Linked DNA regions of Homo sapiens: region 2 is linked to region 1. A link is a contact called in ENCODE Hi-C data. All regions are on one chromosome and are shown on one strand. The core of a region is the stretch at or near the end of the contact, and the rest is flanking DNA. Distances in the headings are between cores, read along the strand shown. Region 1 holds the start of ABCE1 (ATP binding cassette subfamily E member 1). Region 2 holds the start of ARHGAP10 (Rho GTPase activating protein 10).

Region 1 (6,602 bases), core at 2,118-4,617:
TAAAACATCCAGAATCTGATCTCATGAGTTTGGTGTAAGCTATCACTATCATCTCTTACCAGCATCACTCAAATAGCTTCCTAACAGATCTCTTTGCTTTTACCCTCACCTCTTTCTACTCTAACCCTCAACAGTTCATTCTCAACACAGGAACCATAGGAAGCCTTTTAAAGAGTAAGCTAGATCATGTCACTCCTCTATTTAAAATCCTGCAATGGCTTCATTCTCAATCTGAGTAAATGCCAAAGTCCTGAAAATAATCAATGAGGCATTGATCAGCCTCTGTTAACTTTCTGATCTCATCTCCAACTACTCTAGCTCTTGTATGGCTCCAGCTACATTGGCTCTTTGTTGTTCCTAGCACATGCCAGGCATGTTCTTGCTTCAAGATCTTGGCACTTTCTGCCTGTAATGCTATTCCCCCTAGAGAGTTACATGGCTTACTCCTTTCAATCTTTACTATTTCTCAGTGAGCCTTTTGTAACTACACTACCACAATATACACTACCGAAAAATACACCCAACTGCCTCTTCATCCTTCTTTCTTGCTTTATTTTTCTCCCTAGCTCAACTATATGACATACTATATATTCCATATATATATTTTTTTTATATATATCTGGTGTATATGCACACATCTATCGTGGGTGTGTGTATGTATATTGTCTCTCTACAAACACATACACATTTTTCCCCTCCCCAAGTAGAATGTACTCCATCCATCATGAGGGTAGGAATTTTTGTTCATTCCAGTGGCTGAACCTGTGCCTAGCACACAGGAGATCAAGCATTTCTGCTAAATGAATGAGAATATGAATTTAAATATAGTAAATAATTTTCCTGTAGGTTATAACAACTTTAGAAATCTTGCAAGTTACCAATATTTTATAGTGACAGTTGTCCACTAAACTACATACTGAAAAAAAAAATCATTCAAAAGGAGACTAAATGTTCATGTAATAAGTACAGGGTTATTCCAATAAACAGGTTGACTCTATTCCTCTAAAAACTGGTCCAGGTCTTGTAAAGATTAGAAGAGGAAGAAATTAGATGGCTTGAATTGTCACAAAAAAGCTATTATTCGGGAAATGACAACTTCCTAGGAAATGAAGATTCTTCAGCAAGCTATTAAAACTGGACACCATGCATTCTAATTTAAATACTGAATGCCTTTCTACAATTACTCAGTGAAAGAGCATAATGAATTCCCCTCCAGGGGATAAATCACCACGAAATTGCTTAAACTTTATTTCTGTTAAACTACTAAAATATTTAATTTTTCAAACTATTTTAAAAACCAAAAGACTGTAAAAGACAATTTTTTAAAAAGACACAGGGATCTTGCTATGGTGTCCTGGCTGAGGGCAGTGATCACAGGACACTACAGACTGGGACTCCTGGGCTCAAGGGATCCTCTTGCTTTAGCCTCCCGAATAGCTGGGACTATAGGTGCATGTCACTACCCTGGCTTGATTTTTACAGTAGAATAAAAACATACCAGAAGTGGTTAATAAACTGATTTATATAAAAATAGTGATAAATTGTAATGCATTTAAGAAAAATGAACATGGATTCTTTGTAGAACTGTTAATTAACTGTGTGAACACTTTTAATTCAATTTCTGTATCAGTTTCAATAATTGGGGCAAGGGGATTCCCTACTTGTTTTTCAATAGAAAACCTAGGCACAGTAAAGCTTGGAGAGGAAGATTATAGTTAACAGGCTCCTGCAAACAAAGAAGGATTTGCGGATATTTCAGATTCGAAGACAAAAGTGTTCAAAATTGACACTAGAACAATGACCCTCAGTGTCATTCTTACAGCTGAGAGGAAAAAAGGAAGTGAGGAATACTTAGAAGCATTTACAGTCTAAAGCCAAAATAATTGTAACGCTGTGTAAAAGCATTTCAAAGACTGCTGTTAACTAATGATGTTTAGTATCACATGAAATAGTCTAACCCATGCTTATTGTAGTTTATTAGTCTTACAAAACACGTAGAAGTTAGGAGTGGTACACGGCTCTGATTTCAAAGAGTTTTAAGTTTAAGACATTTAGAAGAACTCTAACTTAATATTGTTTTCTCCCCCTCTCTCCCAATTGTTAGATGCTCTTCCAACAAACAAACAAACAAAAAAACTCCCTTTTTTAAAATAGGGGAGAACTAAGTTCTCAAAAAGCTCACAAACCCCAAACAGCTTTTGGTTCAAATACAGGTTCTGAGCCTTTGGTTACACTAACAAAGTATTAGTGTCAGGTGGCTGGTATACAATGAATATTCTCAGAATATGGGACAAACTACTGCAACATAAATGCCACTATCATAAATGACTAGTTAGCAGTCCTGTTGGGAAAGAGTAAAAAAATAAAACATGTTATTTGGACAGTTCTTCCTCTTATAGATTTTTACCATCAAAAAAGAGAAAATAAGCTTATGTAGTTAATGGGAGGTGGGAATTCGGCTTTGGCTGTCATTCATTCACAATACGTATTAAATGCCTACAATGTACGAAGCCCTGAAGAGATAATAAAGGTATTCTGAGTAAAGACATCAACCTTGATCTCAATGAGTATTAGATACAATAAAAGGAAAAACGGGTAAGGGGAGAAAGTGCCTAGTGCTACAAAAGCGTACCAAAAAAACTATAGGATTTCTACTGGGAAACTACTTGGGACAACCCCAGTCATAGCTGCGTACACGCTGTTCTGAGAAAAGCAGAGTGACATGTGGGCATCATTTCTATAAAGCCTGGGAGTGGACAGCGAGTATTCGACTTCATGGCGGCAAGATGCCATGACTCATTCCACTCAACAAAACGTGGAAGCCACGACTTCCCACAACCAAATATGCACATGTGACAATATATCCATTTTGGGTGCTGGAGGAGTGTGGGGGTACTAGAGAGTGCTGTAAGTTCTAAAGGTGCCTTCCTCTCCAGCAGGTTTAGCTTCAGGGCGGGAGTGGGGTAAAGGGGGAGTGGAGACTACGGCATCTAGGTCCATTCTCGAAGTCCCTCGCGGGTGTGGCAGGCAACAGCGGCGACAGCCGGGTCGGCTGGAGGGGAAGACCGAGGCGCCCCCAAGCTCTCGGCGTCGCCCGCGCTCCATCAGTTCCAGCTGTCCCGCAGGAACCGCTGCCACGCGCTGCTGCTGTCTCCGCCACCTAAGGCCTAACCAAAGGCTCTCGGAGAACGTCCCTACATTCTTTCCAACCTGGCAGATGGCAGCTAACGGCCAAACCTCTCCGGGCTATTCACGTACCTGGAGAAAACGATCCCCTTGCGGAGGGGAGCACAGAGGCCAAATCAGCTCTTGCCTTCACTTTTCAGCCACACAGCGTGTTCTCACGGCCACCGGCCAAAATGGCGGTGCCCAGCCGCCGCACGCGCAAGCCATAGGACGTAGTGCGCGCGCGCGACATAGAGCGTGAGGCGGAACCCTGGAGGTAGGTAGGGAGATATGACGTCATTGAGCTGCGACCCTTGTTCAACGCCGTTGGCGAAGCCAGCTGCTGGAGGTGCCGAGAATCTGAGTTTCGGCAAGCAGCCAGGTCTGGAAACTGTGAGTGTGTGGGCTTTTCTCCGACGTCGAGCGTGGTCCTAGCGTAAACAGATGCATTCGCCTCTCCGGTTTCAATCTTTTTTTACGTTTGCGCTTTCCTCAAGGCCGGTGGGTCAGGAGTGGAGCCTTAGTCATTCTAACGCTGGAGGTGTCAGTAGGACCAACAGAGTCTGGTGCCGACACGGCTTACTGTTGCGCGCTCTTCTAGGCCTCAACTTCCTCTCAACTGTGTGGTCAGTTCAGGGCCGGGAATCCAATCTTTTCCGAGCTCCATATTTTATCCACTTGGTGGCGTCCAGTCCCAAGTCCGGCAGTTGAATTCTGCCCTAAAGATGGGCTTTATTTCTATCTTTTTTTAGGTAACAGGACATTCAGTTAGTAATGATGGTTGCAGGTTGAATAGTCTCGCCCTAGATCTCACCTAACTTGCAGGCAAGTGACAACTAGTTCATAACTGAACCTATTCATCTGTTTATTCATTCAGTAAATTACTTATTGAGCGTTTAAGCCTCAGGCCTTGCCAAAGTTTACAGTCCGTTGTGTCTGCCGTTATTTAGTAAGTATCAAGTGCTTGTGTGCCGATTAAAGAACAACTTCGGATACAATGGGAGGTGTCAAGGAAACGGTATGCAGAACTATTGCACCTATTTTGAATAGCATATATAACAATGTTCAGTAGCAGTAACTGCGCTACCAAAGCAGTTTTACATATTGTTCACGATCCAGTATTGAAGTGTTTTTTCACATATGAATAGACTTAGTAAAATTAACAAAAGATGTGAAAGATGAGGTCAACCTTTTTAGAATGGGCCAGTTATTCACTTCAAAATCTTGAAGCCATTTTCCTGACCTTATCTTCTATGGTAAGAGCATATGTAAGTGAACTTTTAACATTTTTTTCTTATTTTTGTGCTTTTTGGGACAGTGTCTTGCTCTGTTACGCAGGCTGGAGTGCAGTAGCACGATCTCGGCTCACTGCAACCTCCGCCTCCCAGTTCAGGTGATCCTCCTGTCTCAGCCCCCCTGGGACTACAGGTGTGTGCCGCCACACCAGGCTGATTTTTTGGAATTTTTTTAGAGACAGGGTTTCACCATATTCCAGGCTGGTCTCGAACTCCTGGGCTCAAGCAATCCACCTGCCTTGGCCTCCCAAACTGCTGGGATTACAGGTGTGAGCCACCGGGCTGGGTCTTAAATAAAACTTTTGACAGCTAGAGGGCAGGTATGACTGTTCTCTGCATCACTCAATGAATATTTAAAATGAGGATCTTAGTGGGGTGATGGGATCACACCTGTAATCCCAGCTACTTGGGAGGCTGAGGTGGGAGGATCGCTTGAAGCAAGGTGTTCAAGACCAGCCTGGGTAACATAGCTAGATCCTGTCTCTAAAAAAAAAGGAATTAAGTAAATAAAATGAGGATCAATATTTATATATTCCTAGAATAAAAGTATTTCAGTCTGACTTTTCTAGGGCTAAAAGTCATTTGAATTTTCAGGCACAGAATTATAGAACTGCATAGCATTGTAGAAGTAAAAATCATCAAGTGAACCTCTTTAACAGGAGAGGAAATAAAGCCCAGACCTACTCAAAGTCTAGGCTGATTAAAGGAGATACTGAAGCCAAAACTTTGATTCTGTGCTCTTTTGACTACTATAGCTCACTGCTTTGCATATCTGGTCATATGAAACAAAACCTGAATTCCTAAGATTTTTATTTATTTAAAAATAGAGATGGGGTCTTGCCATGTTGTCCAGGCTGGTCTTGAACTCCTGGGCTCACATGATCCTCCTGTCTCAGCCTCCCAAAGTGTTGGGATTACAGGTGTGAGCCACCATGCCCAGCCCCTAAGATTTAAATTACAGTGATTTAATTATATTAACTGCATTCTTCAGAATAAATGATTAATGTCAGGGTATATGAGTTCCATTAAATTTTTCTTGGTAAAAAACTTTTGTAGAAAGATGCCCAGTTCCTGATACAATGTGTGCATTCTTGTTTTCTACATAGAATATTTTAAAAATGACTACACCAAACAAGACACCTCCTGGTGCTGACCCCAAGCAGTTGGAAAGGACTGGAACAGTACGGGAAATTGGGTCACAAGCTGTTTGGTCACTCTCATCTTGCAAACCAGGTAAAAACTAACAAACAAAAAAGCTGTTGGAAATAGTCACTTGCAGTTTCCTTGTACAGGCATCTCCCCTTATCCCAGGGGATACATTCCAGGACTCCCAGTGGATGCCTAAAACCATGGATAGTACTGAACCCTTTCTATATTAATACTATGTTTTTTCCTATACATAAATACCTGTGATAAAGTGTAATTTATAAATTAGGCACAGTAAGAGATTAACAATAATTAATAATAAAATAGAACAATTATAACAATAGAAGTAATAAAGTAATAAAAGTTTTGTGAAAGTGGTCTCTCTCGCTCTCAAAATATTATATTGTACCCTTCCTCCTGCGATGATGTGAGAGATAAAATGTCTATGTGATGAGAGCGAGTGAGGTGAAGAATGTAGGTGTTGTGATGTAGTGTTAGGCTACTATTAACCTTCTGACAATACTTCAGAAGGAGGAGCATCTGCTTCTGGTGATTCTGGATCATCAAGCCACGATGATGTTGATGATTGGATATCAGGAGCAGATGATGTTGATGGCTAACGGTCAGGTAGTATACACAGTGTGGATATGCTGGACAAAGTGGTGGATGTGCTGGACAAAGTGGTGGATGTGCTGGACAAAGTGATGATTTATGTCTTGGGTGGGATGGAGCAGGATGGTGAGAAATTTCTTCACACTACTCAGACAGTACACAGTTTAAAACTTACCAATTGTTTGTTTCTGGAATTTCCCTTTTAATATTTTGAACCATGATTGACCAAGGGTAACTGAAACTGCGGAGATGAAACTGCAGATAAAGATACTACTGTACACTGGTCTGATTTTAATATTCCTTTTGTTTAGATGCTTTATTTTAATTCTAATGCACTGAATTTTTTTTTATCATATATCTCTGTCCAATTTCTTTACTATTCCC
Region 2 (6,813 bases), core at 3,793-6,292, 2.6 Mb before region 1:
AAAACCTAGGGCATTAAGTAGCAGAAAACCCAACTCAAAACTGTCTTATGTCATTTAACAAGACATTCAAAGCATAGAAAATCCCACAGGTCTCCCAACAGCATCAAGAACCCAGATTCAGTTAGCGCGCTATGCCACTTACCCTCAGGCCCAAGATAGTGGGTAGCAGTCCCAGGCATCATGAGAGAATACAGAAAAGTAGAAAACCATCCTTCTTCGCGTCTCCTATGACAAAAGGAAGCCTCCCCCTGCAGTACCCAGACTTCCTGTCACGTCTCCTTGGTCAGAACTGGGATACAACCTCATTCTTCTAATAATTACCAACCCAGAAAATGGGTTTATCATAACGGACTTATAGTTTCTTAACCCTGACTGCTTTAACAGTTCCCCCAGGTGATTTTATTGAGCAGCTACGATTGAGAACCACTGAGTTAGATTAATCAGAATTACCCTGAAATGCCTTCCCCTGAGTCATCTGAAAAGGATGCAGACACTTGAATGAAATCTGGATTGTCAGAGGGGAAAAGGAATGTTGGCTGAACCAGCAGTAGTGTCTACACAACCATTTTACATTTGTGTTTCAAAACACTTTCACACCATTTTATTTATTCCTCAAGGCTTTCTGTATCAGTCCCATTTTACAAAAAAAAAGGAAACCAAGGCTCAAGTTTACAAAATAGGAAAATTATTTTTAGTCTTCCAAATCTCAGTGGGTTTAATGTAATGGCAACTTAAGAAATTTCCCCAAAAGAATATTTCTCTGAAACAGTAAACATAAAGACAGCCAAAGAGAACTTTTATGTTTTTCCTAAGAGGAACAAAGCAAAAACCATTAAAATGCCAAGGCTAGAAGTACCAAAACCAAGTCGGAAGACCTAAATTCTTGTCCAGGCTCTGCCACTAACAAGGCCCTTTACATCCTTTTCCATGCATGTTTAGTAACAGCAGACTCATTAATGAGGGCCCCTTTAGCTTCACACACACACACACACACACACACACACACACAGCTAGACAATTTAAGTTCACTACAGAGCATTTTATATCACTGTATTAGTGCTTAATAACTGTAAGGACTGTTAGTTTTAAAAAATTTTCTCTAAAGAACAAGATACATTTTCTCAAGACTGCCTAACGTAAAATTTATGAGAAAAGCATATATGGTTTATTGCTGTTTCTGGCAACTGTGCTATCTACCTGTATGAATCATAAGCAACTGAAACTACATAGACATCACGAAGGCTTACAAAAGTTTAAACTGCATTTAAAGAAGACACTGGTTATTTTAAGAAAAGAAAGTACTTTAAAAAGAAAACTAAAAAAGCCATTTGAACAAAGAATTCATTGAATTGAGTGAATAATCTCCAAATCCACCACTAAAATGACTGGCTCTTCTCTCTGGAGTTCCTCCCCACCCCTAGCGCTATCCCCAACTTCACCCTACACACAAATGTGCGATACTGTCTCTAAACCATCTCTTTGCTATTATGTCAGCCTTCTGCTGAAAAGCCTTCAGTAACTCTCCACAAGATAAAGTCCACATTCCTAACCTTGTTTTTATGGCCCTCCATAATCTAAAACTGACCTCTCCATCCATCCCAGTCTACTACTCCCTGAAAAACCACCATTCCAGCCAAACTAGTCTCTTCAAACACTCGAGTGTTCTGGTTTCTTCTGGTTTCCAATATGATAAGGTTCTACTCCTTATCACCAGTGAGTTCCAAAACTTTCACAAACCTCCTCCACTCTAACATACAAACCCTTGTCCCTGGAAAAGTTAGAATACTTGTCACTAAATGTTTAACCTTGTCACAGGTATGTGTCTATATCCTTTGTTTCTTCAAGAATTTAGCACAGTGCAGGAAGGAGTTCAAAAATGTTCCTTAGATTGAAGTAATTTCAACTACAGGACAGTAAACTCAAGGGCAAGGGCCTCTACCCCATTATAAATCCGTATCTAATTCCAGTATTTAGCAAATTATAGGTGCTAAATATTTGCAGATTGCTACCTAATTGAATTCAGCAGTAAGCCTTCAGGTCGCATAGGCCTCAAAACTCTAAATATTTATGGAAGACTTCAAAGCATCAAGCCATCAAAATTACATATTGAAATCTTCCAAGAATGTAATGCAAACAGGAGACACCGTGCAGGGCAATTAAAAATAGAAATCACTTAAATACACACTTCTCGAAATGCTCAAAAGGTCATTTTTGTAAAATAAAATATAAAATATCTGGAAATATAAATAATCTGACCTAGTGGGTTTTATTCTTTCTGTAGATCCTCCACCCAATGTCATCCCTTGACTCTCTGATGTTATACAAAAGCTCAACTGGTTAGATGAACCATTTACCTAGACTGCAGTTTCAAATAACCTCATCAAGCCATTTTCAAATGCTGCAGAACCTTATTAGTTCCCCTAAGAGGTAGACAGGGGAAGTTGGACGCAAAAGAATAAGACCTGCTCAATTTTCCTATAGCCACGCCCTAACCAGTGAAGAAGAATTAAATTCAGGTCCCCTGACTTTAGTCCAAGGCTCTTAGTCTTTGATAGGAACTAGAAGTAAACTTTATGGAGCAAGCGGGAAAAGGCATGTGAGCTACAGCTGTGTTCCTGTCACCTTCTGGGAAAGAATTTAAACATAAATTCTTAATGAACATAACGAGAAAAAAAGACACTTCCCAATTACTCTCAAAGCATGATTACAAGTTATGTTTCTTATGCTAAAGGACGAGAATCAAAATGAGTAAGATACTAATTCACAAATTCAAGAAAGTCTACAGTCTGGAGGAAAGCTGACATCTGGCCCCCCAGATGCACTGGCTGCTGCTGGAACCTAACGCATGTGTCCTGATGGCAGGAAAGCTAATATGCTGTCACAGAAATAGCTTTCTACCAGTGGCCAAACTGGCTTTGCCCTCTGCCTCTCTCCACACCTCTCTAGCTCCAGAGGGAACTACTACAACCAATGAGAGAGAAGGTACATTCTCCCGGCCACTGACTCTGGTTAACATCAAGTTACAGAAAGAGTCCTCAGTCCTCATTCTCTCGTGTTCACTCTGCACCCCCGCTCCCAACTCCTCCTTTCTATGCTCACTCCTCCATATGTATAGGCGCCCCCCTACTTCCCACCCAACACACATACCAGATGCCAAGGGCCTGGAGAGCCCTCAACCAAATAAGCCCACTTGTCACATGTCCCAGAGTCCCATTTCTGATTCAAGCAGCAGAGACTTAAAAACAAAACAAAAAAACCCTAAGTGAGTCCCAGTCCTGATTTTGCAACACCAAAGAGGTCAGAGAACCAAAAGGAACCTTGGAGATCATCCAGAGAAGTTGAGTGACTTGCCTCCAAAATTACAGGGATGGCTCACTAAATTCTTCCCACAGAAATGTACTTCAACTTATTCATTAAATGCATATTTACTGTACCAGGCACCATGCTGGGTGCCCGAGACAGTATAATCAATATGTTTTAATCGCCCTTACTGAAAAATGGGGCGGGGCGCGGTCGGGAGAACAGTGAGATGGGGGATTTTCCCCAGAGGTGGTATCTACAAACAAATGTACAAGGGACGAATACCTAAGGCTGAGAATTACTGAACTGAGAATCTAGGTGAGTGATGAAGGCCCTAAGAACCCAGCCCCTCAAGGCTGGATACTGCCCAAGTCCCTGTCTGCTGTATGGACAGGTCTTTTAAAGGGGGAAAGGGGACATTCACCGCCATCCTCCGAAGGGGTTATGGATCCAAGGGATGGTCAGGCTGCCCAGCTCCTCACTGGGGCTAATTCCGCCCCATTTTCCAGTAGCATCACTAACTCAGTATTTCTGCATGAATTTTGGCCCCTTCTCTCCTAGAAAGACTCTCCTCAACTACACTAAAATACAGTTATCTCTCCTGTATCTCGTGTCTTCTTCCGAGTTTAAGAGACAGAAGTTCAGGGGAGGAAGGCACCAAGCCTAACCGGGGTGGAATTCCCTATTTGCAAGCAGTGCCCGCCTAGGCTAGAGGGCAGGCTGTCCGCTCACCCTTCCAAACCCCAATCTTTGAACCCTCCTCAGCACGGCAGGGGAGGAATGTGCGGAAGCAGCATAAAGCCAGGTGGACTTTCTGGTTTGGCACGTGAAGGACCTGGAACAGGACTGTCGGGGAAGATCAGACAATGAGAGGGAAAAGGTGAAGCTTAAGGGGACTCTGGAAAACTCAACACTCCCGCAGGGTTTCAAAGAATCCCCAAGAAATTTCTTTTGAGAAGTCACAAAACAAAACTAGGCAAACAGATGCCTCGGTTTTGTAAGAGATTGTGAGTAGCTTTAGGCAGCAATGAAACCTGACTCCGGGCCAGGAGTGCCTAGGGTCGGTCCAGCGGAGCGCGCATTCAGCGAGGGGTGTTCGGCCGGGGCCAGGCGGGGCCCAGGCGGGGCCCGCTGGCAGCTGGTTCCCGCCGCCGCAGAGCCGCAGGGGCGGGAATGGGGACTCGCCGCGCTGCCTCGAGGAGGAATGATTCCAGGGACCCCCCGGGGTTCCGAGAGAGCTGGGCTGGTCCGGAATGAATTCCCCGTTCCTCTGGCTGCTGGCCCCGGACACAAGACCCTCCGTCTCCTGCCGAGAGAGGCTCCCCCAGCCGCCTCGCCACGCCGCAGCCCGTCCGCGCCCGCGTCCCCGCTTACTTTTCGTCGCAGCGATGAGGTTCTTCCCGTCCTTAATGAGCTCTTTGATGAACTTGTTGGTCCTCTCGAGTTCCGCTTCGTGAGCGCGGATCCTCTCCCGGAACCACGGGCTGTCGAGGTAGCAGTCGCTGAACTCCAGGGGCTGCAGCCCCATGACGGCAGCGGTCGCTGCGCGGTGCGCACGGCCGCGCGCTCCTGCCCGAGCCGAGCTCCGAGGCCGCTGCCAGGTGCGGCGCCGCGCGTTCAGGGAGCACAGAGGAGCTAGCAGGCCCGGGCGCGCGGCGAGCGCGGCACGGACATGTCCCGTAGAGCCGAGTCCTGCGGCGCGGAGGAGCTGCCACCGAGACCAGCGCTAGCTGCGGCGCCCCAATCCCGGCAGCCCCCGCCGAGCTCTGAGCGCCCGCGGCCCCGCCCCGCCCGGCCCCCGCGCGGCAGACACTCCCCGAGGCGCCACCCGGCCGGGCCCGCGCTCCCGCTCGTCCCCTTCTCTTTCCTCCGCCTTCCTTCTTCCTCCCTTCCCTTCCCTGGACGCCTCTTCCTTCTCTTCCCCACGCGCAGCTGCCCCTCCTCTTCCTTCCGAGGCGTCCTGGGGCTAGAATTTCGCCCCGCGGCTCCCCTCCACCCTGGGCGCTCTCCCCTCCCCTTTGCTTGGGCTCCCGGGGCCGGGGTGACTCACAGTCGGCTCCCCGCTGCACGGAACCCGACCGGGACCGAGAAGGAGCGTCTTAATTGCAGTCGTTAGTCCCCGCAGGCGGGCGACATAACTCTGAAGTGGCTGCCTTGCAGGAGATGATTAACTCATTTATCTCATTTATCCTGGGACGCCCCCAACCCCGAGCTGGGAACGAACTCGCACAGGGGGCTCTTTTCCTTATCCCGGTTCCTTTCCCAGTTTAAAGTGAGATGCGTGGTAAATCTCCGCTTGAGATCGAAGCCTTACAATGGCAAGAGCGTTTTCTTGGTGGCCCAGCAGCTCCTATTACACTTCTCTGCGTATCCGCACTAAATAACTTAGTTGAAGAGAGAGGGCTGGCTAAACCACAGAAAAGTTGTTTCTGTTGTGTTCAGCACATTAAATTTGCTGGGGTAGGTGAAGACGATCTTTATTATTCTAAAAATAACTACCGGAAAACATGCCAGGTAACGTGTGGTTTTCACCGCGTGGGGGTGACGATCAATGAGAATTTATGTCAGTGCCCTCAAAAAGCCTATTTTGTGTGTTATGAAACAACTCCAGTGTGTCCCAAAAAAAGTTAGGCATTTTAAAGTATTAAAATGTATACCTTAGGCCGGACGTGGTGGCTCACGCCTGTAATCCCAACACTTTGGGAGACGGAGGCGGGTAGATCACCTGAGGTCAGGAGTTGGAGACCAGCTGGCTAACATGGTGAAACCCCGTCTCTACTTAAAATACAAAAAGTACCCGGGTGCGGTGGCACGTGCCTGTAGTCCCAGCTGAGGCAGGAGAATCGCTTGAACCCAGGAGGCGGAGGTTGCAGTGAGTCGTGATGGTGCCACTGCACTCCAGCCTGGGCGACAGAGCGAGACAATGTCTCAAAAAAAAAAAAAAGTATTTCTTAAAAAAAAACACTAATAGTTCATTAGAGTAACGTTTCATAATCGCAATTTATTAAGCAATTATTATGTGCCGGGCACCCACTAGGAACTCCATACATCTACAAACTCGCGATATAGACTTACATGATATGATGGTAATATTAACGAGAAACTTCAAAGTAATTCCTCAAGACGTTCAGACTCTCAGCTGGGTAATTAAGAATCTGTTTGGACAGCATGTTGTAGGAGGGTAACCCTCCCGAACAAGTTAAATAAGCCTCCTACTCAATAAGCCCTTTTGTTACAAAACAGCACCAGGAGTGCCTAACCCACAGATAAACATTATTACTCTAATGTCCATCCTCCAGAGAGTTCAAAGTGTTTTACAAATAACTTTTAGGCGGTGAAAGCTTCAGTTCCTACTAAAACCAGCAGGAGACTGGAGTCTACAGAAAAGAGAATAAAAGAGGCAAATAAAGGGGAAGAAAGACAAGAAGAGAGGGGGTGTAAACAAAAATGAGGGCCTAGCGAAACAGCCAAGCACTGACCACACTCAATCCTCAGAGCAGAAACCCAAACCTT

Evidence for each region. A loop is a pair of places that touch in the nucleus more often than their neighbours do. Pooled maps may share reads with other maps.
Region 2: a pooled map shows a loop between it and region 1 (12-fold over the local background). The contact joins the promoter of ARHGAP10 here to the promoter of ABCE1 in region 1. A Hi-C loop is called at or near these places in 5 of 50 pooled maps.

Annotation. Positions count from the first base shown.
Region 1 is chr4:145,095,076-145,101,677 of GRCh38, reverse strand. ABCE1 (ATP binding cassette subfamily E member 1) reads right to left here and starts at 3,367. Exons shown (of 18, transcript NM_002940.3): 1 at 3,259-3,367. ANAPC10 (anaphase promoting complex subunit 10) reads left to right here and starts at 3,482. Exons shown (of 5, transcript NM_001256706.2): 1 at 3,482-3,558; 2 at 5,567-5,693. The coding sequence starts at 5,579. RefSeq lists enhancers at 3,056-3,135, 2,484-3,355, 3,386-3,645, 3,726-3,775, 2,909-4,108 and 1 more.
Region 2 is chr4:147,730,317-147,737,129 of GRCh38, reverse strand. It overlaps ARHGAP10 (Rho GTPase activating protein 10), which reads right to left and starts at 5,042. Exons shown (of 23, transcript NM_024605.4): 1 at 4,675-5,042. The coding sequence starts at 4,828. RefSeq lists enhancers at 2,998-3,127, 4,256-4,325, 3,646-4,538, 4,539-5,431 and silencers at 4,436-4,515, 4,826-5,345.